Regions from separate parts of the Homo sapiens genome. Here region 2 is linked to region 1. A link is a contact called in ENCODE Hi-C or POLR2A ChIA-PET data. All regions are on one chromosome and are shown on one strand. The core of a region is the stretch at or near the end of the contact, and the rest is flanking DNA. Distances in the headings are between cores, read along the strand shown.

Region 1 (2,748 bases), core at 28-2,527:
GGGATGAGACGTGGGGGCTCCATTGACTGAGCTGCCTAAGTACACGCTGCTGCCTTCCATCCTGCACCCCTTCCCTGCTTGGCCACAGTCAGAGCCAAACTGGAATGAACTGCACTGAAGAGAGAAGTGGCTGCCTCCCCTCCCTCCCTGGGCCACAGCCCTGGCTTCCTCTCCTACAGGAAGGGAGGTAAAGCCGCTCCTTATGAAGGATGTGGACTCAGGAGGGGCCACACACAAAGGGGAGCCTGTCACATGGGGGGAGCAAGTCAGGATGTTACTAACAATCAAAAGCTTCCTTCAAAGGTTCCTGTTTAATTAAAAATTTCAAAGCGTAGGACTTCCAACCTGCTGGTCTCCCCAGGACACCCTGAGGGTCTCAGGGGAGGGTGCACTCAGACAGATGGTGCCTCCCCACCCTATCAGCCACCCCGGCCTCTCTCCTCAGTATCTCCAATATAGGGTTACCTCTTAGGTGGTCCTAGAGAACATTTTATTCTAGTGGTCACCTGGCTGAATGCACAGACGTCCCCTGGGACATCTTGCTGGCGCAGAGAGGGGGGCCTGAGGATACCATCACGGGCAGGCACCGTTCCCAGGACAGGGAGAGAGGAAGCAGATTCGTGCCCTTTCTTCATGGTGGGCTCATCACTGAACAGAAAGGAAATCACTGTCAGTCACTCCAGCTGCCAACCTGGGTCTCCCTTCTGCTGCTGCTGGGTAGCAGGCAGTTTTGGTGACCCCAGGTCATGCACCCAGGGGGATTTATTGCCAAGGTTCCTGGAGGACATCTGCCCCCACTGTTCCCTTTGGAGCGTCTCAGTAAGAGAACCCGTAATGTCTAAAAATAGTGCATGTCAAACTTCATAAGGTTCTAGAAAGAGGCCTAAGTATAGTTATCCACTAATAAATTAAGCCGATTTTGAGAAAGATTAGCTATAGGGGGCCTTCTCAAGATTTGATTACGAAGATAAAGTGCTGTATTAAAATATTACAGACTATTTGTAAAGCAGTATGGCACATAAAATGAATCTCAAAATAATAGTAAACATTTAAATAGCATGGATCTTTTTGCCTTGTATTTTATAATCATTTTTCAATCCTTATTATACTAAAAGCCCAGGATTCTCATTTTGTGGATATGGGGAAAAAAAAAAAAAAGCAAGTCTAAGCAAATAACAAGAAATCTGGTTTCACAACTCCTAGCCCAGTTAAGTTCTCGGGACAGAATGAGGTCCAACGTGGTCAACAAACATGACATCATGCCACCCACGAGCTGGACACGCGACACCTGGGGCTCCAGCTGGCCATGCAAAAGGGTGAGGTCTCCATCCCTCCTTCCGTGACAAAAGTAAGCTCTCCTTTCTGAAGAGCCCTCAAGCCAGAGACTGAACCCCCAAATAAAAATACAACAGAGGTCAGCTCTGAGAAACCAAAATGACTCATCACCTCACCTCCTGTCCTAAGTCCCTGGCTTCTCACACTCTCCCCTCTTGACTGTGTTTCGAGGCAAGGAAAATACCTATCATTGCCAATTATGGAACCTGTTACCAATGAAGGCCACCTTGGCTGCAAACTTATCTTTGATATGGGACATTCTCCATTGCTTGTGGTGGAGAGAACAGACCCTTTTCCCTTCTATGGTAATATGCCCCAATGGAGGTTTTCCACCACGTGAATAATCTAGACGACAGGTTTTCTGTGTAGCATCTTATGCCAATCTACGTCCCTCGTGCACAGCTTTGGAGAAGGGTCCATAGCTCTGTCTAGAGGCCCGTCCACCCTGAGCCCAGAACATCTCCATCCCTCAGGCGGCCGCCTGCAGCAGTGCAGCTGGAGGAAGTAAGTATTTTAGAGCATGTTTTCATACCTTGCTACTAGAGAAGTGGCAAAGCACTCTTGTTTTTGAGAAGTGATAACCTCTTAGAGATGAAAAAGGAAAAAGCTAAGGGGAAGCACTGAGCTGGGGAAACTCTTACAAATCAAGAATCTTATAGCAGAAGAGTTTTGCTTCTTTTGGAAACTGAATCAGTGTCACTAGTGGAATTACACCCCCGTGGGGGATGGGGGGGCACTGTTGTCTGGCAAACAGTGCAAGTCATTTGTCACACCTAAACACGACTAGGTTACCCTCAGCTACACCGTGTCTCCCACCGTGTGACCTGTGATTTCTTCCTGCTCTCCTTTCCATCTGTGTCCATAAAGACTTGGAGTGAGATCCGGTTTGCTTTTCTGCCTCCTCTGTCCTATTTGCCAGAGAAAACATTCTGGAATTCCTCCCAGGAACCTTCCCCCAGTGGTTTCTGTCCAGCCATCCGCATTCTGTCCTTTGGGGAAATATTTCTCCTACCATTCTGCACCAGCAGGTGTGCTAACGTAAGCCTGTGCACGAGCACCACTTTGCCTGAAGATCACATCTGTCACAGGAGTGTCTGTTCTGTGGACAACACTGAGGAACGCCTCTCTTTCCTCATGCCAAGCCACTAGCCCTCCACAGACACTTTCTAAAAACTGCCACCCACATCACAAATGGCTGCTTTTACTTCTCTCTCTACTCTCCCAGCTCGTTTTAAATGCTCCAGCTTAAATTTATCACATGTCCTCACTGGAGTTTACGGATAGCTTCTAATGTACCCTAATTCTAGAGTTATGGGAGAGAGGAGCAAATAAAGTACAGGATGTGGCTAAACCAATTTGTAAAAGGAAAGGAAAAAAATGCAACCCAGGCAGAAAACAACGGCATTCTTTTCC
Region 2 (2,700 bases), core at 114-2,613, 48 kb before region 1:
TGGAGAAGTCTGCTGAAGAGGACAAGCAGGAAGAGCAGCCTGAAAAGAAGGCAGGGCCATGAGGGGAAGTCAGCTGCCATCAATGAAGCCAGTGTGGAGAAGGAAAGGAGAGATCAGCCAGGTCAAATGCTGAGAGTATGAAATGAAGGCTGAAAATGCCCATCACACATGATGATGTGGAGATACCTACTATTTTGTTAATATGATATTAGCAGGATACAAAGTTGAATGCATTGAGGAGTGAAGAGGAAATGAAAAAATTGGGCTAGTTACGCTCAACAAAATAGAACAAAAGACCCTATTAAAAAATGAACAAAGAATAGATATTTCTGCAAAGAAGATATACAAATAGCTAACAAGCACATGAAAAGATGCTCAATACCACTAATCATTAGGGAACTGCAAATCAAAACCACAGTGAGATACCACTTTATCCCATTAGAATGGCCACTACTGGAAAAAGAGAGAAATACAAAATAATAACTGTTAGCAAGGATGTAGAGAAATTAGAATCTTTAAGTGCTGTTTGTGGGAATGTAAAATTGTATAGCTACTATGAAAACAGTACGGAACTTCCTAAAACATTAAAAATAGAATTACCACATAATCCAGTAATCCCACTTCTGGGTGTGTACCCAAATGAATTAAAAGCAGGGCCCTGAAGAGATATGTGTACATCCATGTTCACAGCAGCACTATTTACAATAGCAAAAAGACAGAAGCAACCCAAGTGTCCATCACTGATGAGCGAATGGATACACAAAATGTAGAAATGTAGTGTATATACAGCCGGGCACGGTGGTTCATGCTGTAATCCCAGCACTTTAGGAGGCTGAGGCGGAAGGATCACAAAGTTAGGAGATCAAGACCATCCTGGCTAAGACGGTGAAACCCCATCTCTACTAAAAATACAAAAAATTAGCCGGGCGTGGTGGTGAGCGCCTGTAGTCCCAGCTACTCAGGAGGCTGAGGCAGGAGAATGGTGTGAACCTGGGAGGTGGAGCTTGCAGTGAGCCTTGGCACTTCACTCCAGCCTGGGCGACAGAGTGAGACTCCATCTCAAAAAAAAAGAAAAAAAAAGAAAAGAAAAGAAATATACGTGTGTGTGTGTGTGTGTGTGTGTGTGTGTGTGTGTGTACACTACTATGGAATATTAGCTCCAAAAAAGAAAACTTTGACACATGCCACAACACGGATGAGCCTTGAGGACATTAAGCTAAGTGAAATAAGCCAATCACAAAAAGACAAATACTGTAAGAGTCCATTTACATGAAGTATCCAGAGCAGTCAAATCAGAGAGAGAAAGCAGAATGGTGGCTGCCAGCGGCTGGAGAAATGGGGAAGGGAAACTTGTTGCTTCATGGGTATAGAGTTTCAGTTCTGCAAGATGAAAAGAATTCCGGAGATCAGTTGCACAGTAATGTGAATACACTTAATACGGCTGAACTGTTTACTCAAAAATAGTTATGATGGTAAAATTTTTTGTTATGTGTATTTCACCACAATTTTTTAAAACTCAGCTATGAAAATGTAACCCTTATATGTGGGTAGAATAAATCACATGTTTTAGTAGCTAAAAAGAAATACTCGGCTAATTATTGTATACACTTCTTTCAAGGAATTTGGTGTAGAAGAAAAAAGAGATCAGGTGGTAACTGAAAGACAAATGTGAGATTAAGAGAAATTCATTTCTTCTATAAATACGGTAGAAGCTCAAGCATATAGAAATGATGATAGGAATGAACTGGGAGGGGGGAAATTTAGAGCAGGAAAGAATAATCAATATTGAGACATCTCTCAGAAGTGGGAGGAGATGCAATCCAGAACACAGATAGAAAGATGAGGCTTGGCCAAGAACACAAACACCTCCTCTAAGTGCAAAGAGAGGGAATGAGGCTGGGAGGAAGGAATGAGGTATTCAGTCAGGTATATTGATTTGGGAGCAGAACGTTGAAGGGTTCTAGTCTAAATGCTTTAATTTTCTTAGAAAAGAATCAGGGTTCTCTTCTGAAAAGACAGGTATTGATGAGGCTTTAGAATTTCCAAAATAGTAAAGAAAGTTCAAAATAGTCATTAAGAGCACAGGAGAACATCCTGGCCAGGGAAATACGGTAGGATTGCTCGGCAGGATGGAGCCCCCATTCAAGGCTGGTATCTTATGAGTTTATCAGGATTCTTATCTGCCCTATTGTGTGGTTTTCTCTGACCTCCTGGGATACCTGGGTACAGGTACAGAGAAAATGTATTGTTGAGTTCGTCCAGAGTTGGGGTTTTGACAAATTTGCCGAGGGACGGGGAGATGATTTGGTAAGACCTAATGTTGAGGAACCAAGGAATCTAAGGTACATATGGAGAGAAATAAGGAGAGACCAATGGATGAGGAAAAGGTTAAAGAATGAATGAACAGGGGGTTCCGAGGGCCAGAGATGGTTTTAGTGGAAGTAGCTGATCAGGCAGCTGGAATGGTTAAAAAAAAACGTGTAGCAAGAGAGAGGAACATGCATATTAAGAATCTTGGCAATGACACTGCATCAAGTTGGTGGGGCGGGGTGGGGGACACATGACAAAGTGGGGGAGTGGCCACATGTGGGGCACCAAGAGGACAGGCCATCAAGCGCATGCTGAAGGCACCCAGGAAGACGGCAGAACCAGGGTGGAGAGAAGACAGAAAACCAAGTGACAAAGCCTTCATTTGTTAGG

Evidence for each region. Hi-C counts contacts between places; a loop is a spot of excess contacts on that map. ChIA-PET counts read pairs that join two places held with the same protein, here RNA polymerase II (POLR2A). Pooled maps may share reads with other maps.
Region 2: a map of B cell shows a loop between it and region 1 (6-fold over the local background). The contact joins two enhancer-like sites. A Hi-C loop is called at or near these places in 11 of 168 maps with a recorded cell type or tissue (B cell, CD14-positive monocyte, GM12878 and 4 more), 33 of 37 single-sample maps with no recorded cell type and 15 of 50 pooled maps. POLR2A ChIA-PET finds 5 or more read pairs at or near these places in 3 of 52 experiments (OCI-LY7, T-cell and activated B cell).

The regions. Positions count from the first base shown.
Region 1 is chr6:163,707,260-163,710,007 of GRCh38, reverse strand. No RefSeq gene overlaps it. Among named protein-coding and RNA genes, the nearest start is that of QKI, 290 kb to the right of the region's middle. RefSeq lists an enhancer at 1,555-1,674. Within about 2 kb of position 1,277, at least 7 of the 41 ENCODE cell types and tissues checked have a DNase peak (open chromatin) inside an H3K27ac peak, as active enhancers do; they include OCI-LY7, where a contact is called at or near this core.
Region 2 is chr6:163,754,919-163,757,618 of GRCh38, reverse strand. All of the region lies in intron 1 of LOC124901499 (a long non-coding RNA gene), which reads right to left. Among named protein-coding and RNA genes, the nearest start is that of QKI, 340 kb to the right of the region's middle. Within about 2 kb of position 1,363, at least 4 of the 41 ENCODE cell types and tissues checked have a DNase peak (open chromatin) inside an H3K27ac peak, as active enhancers do; they include OCI-LY7, where a contact is called at or near this core.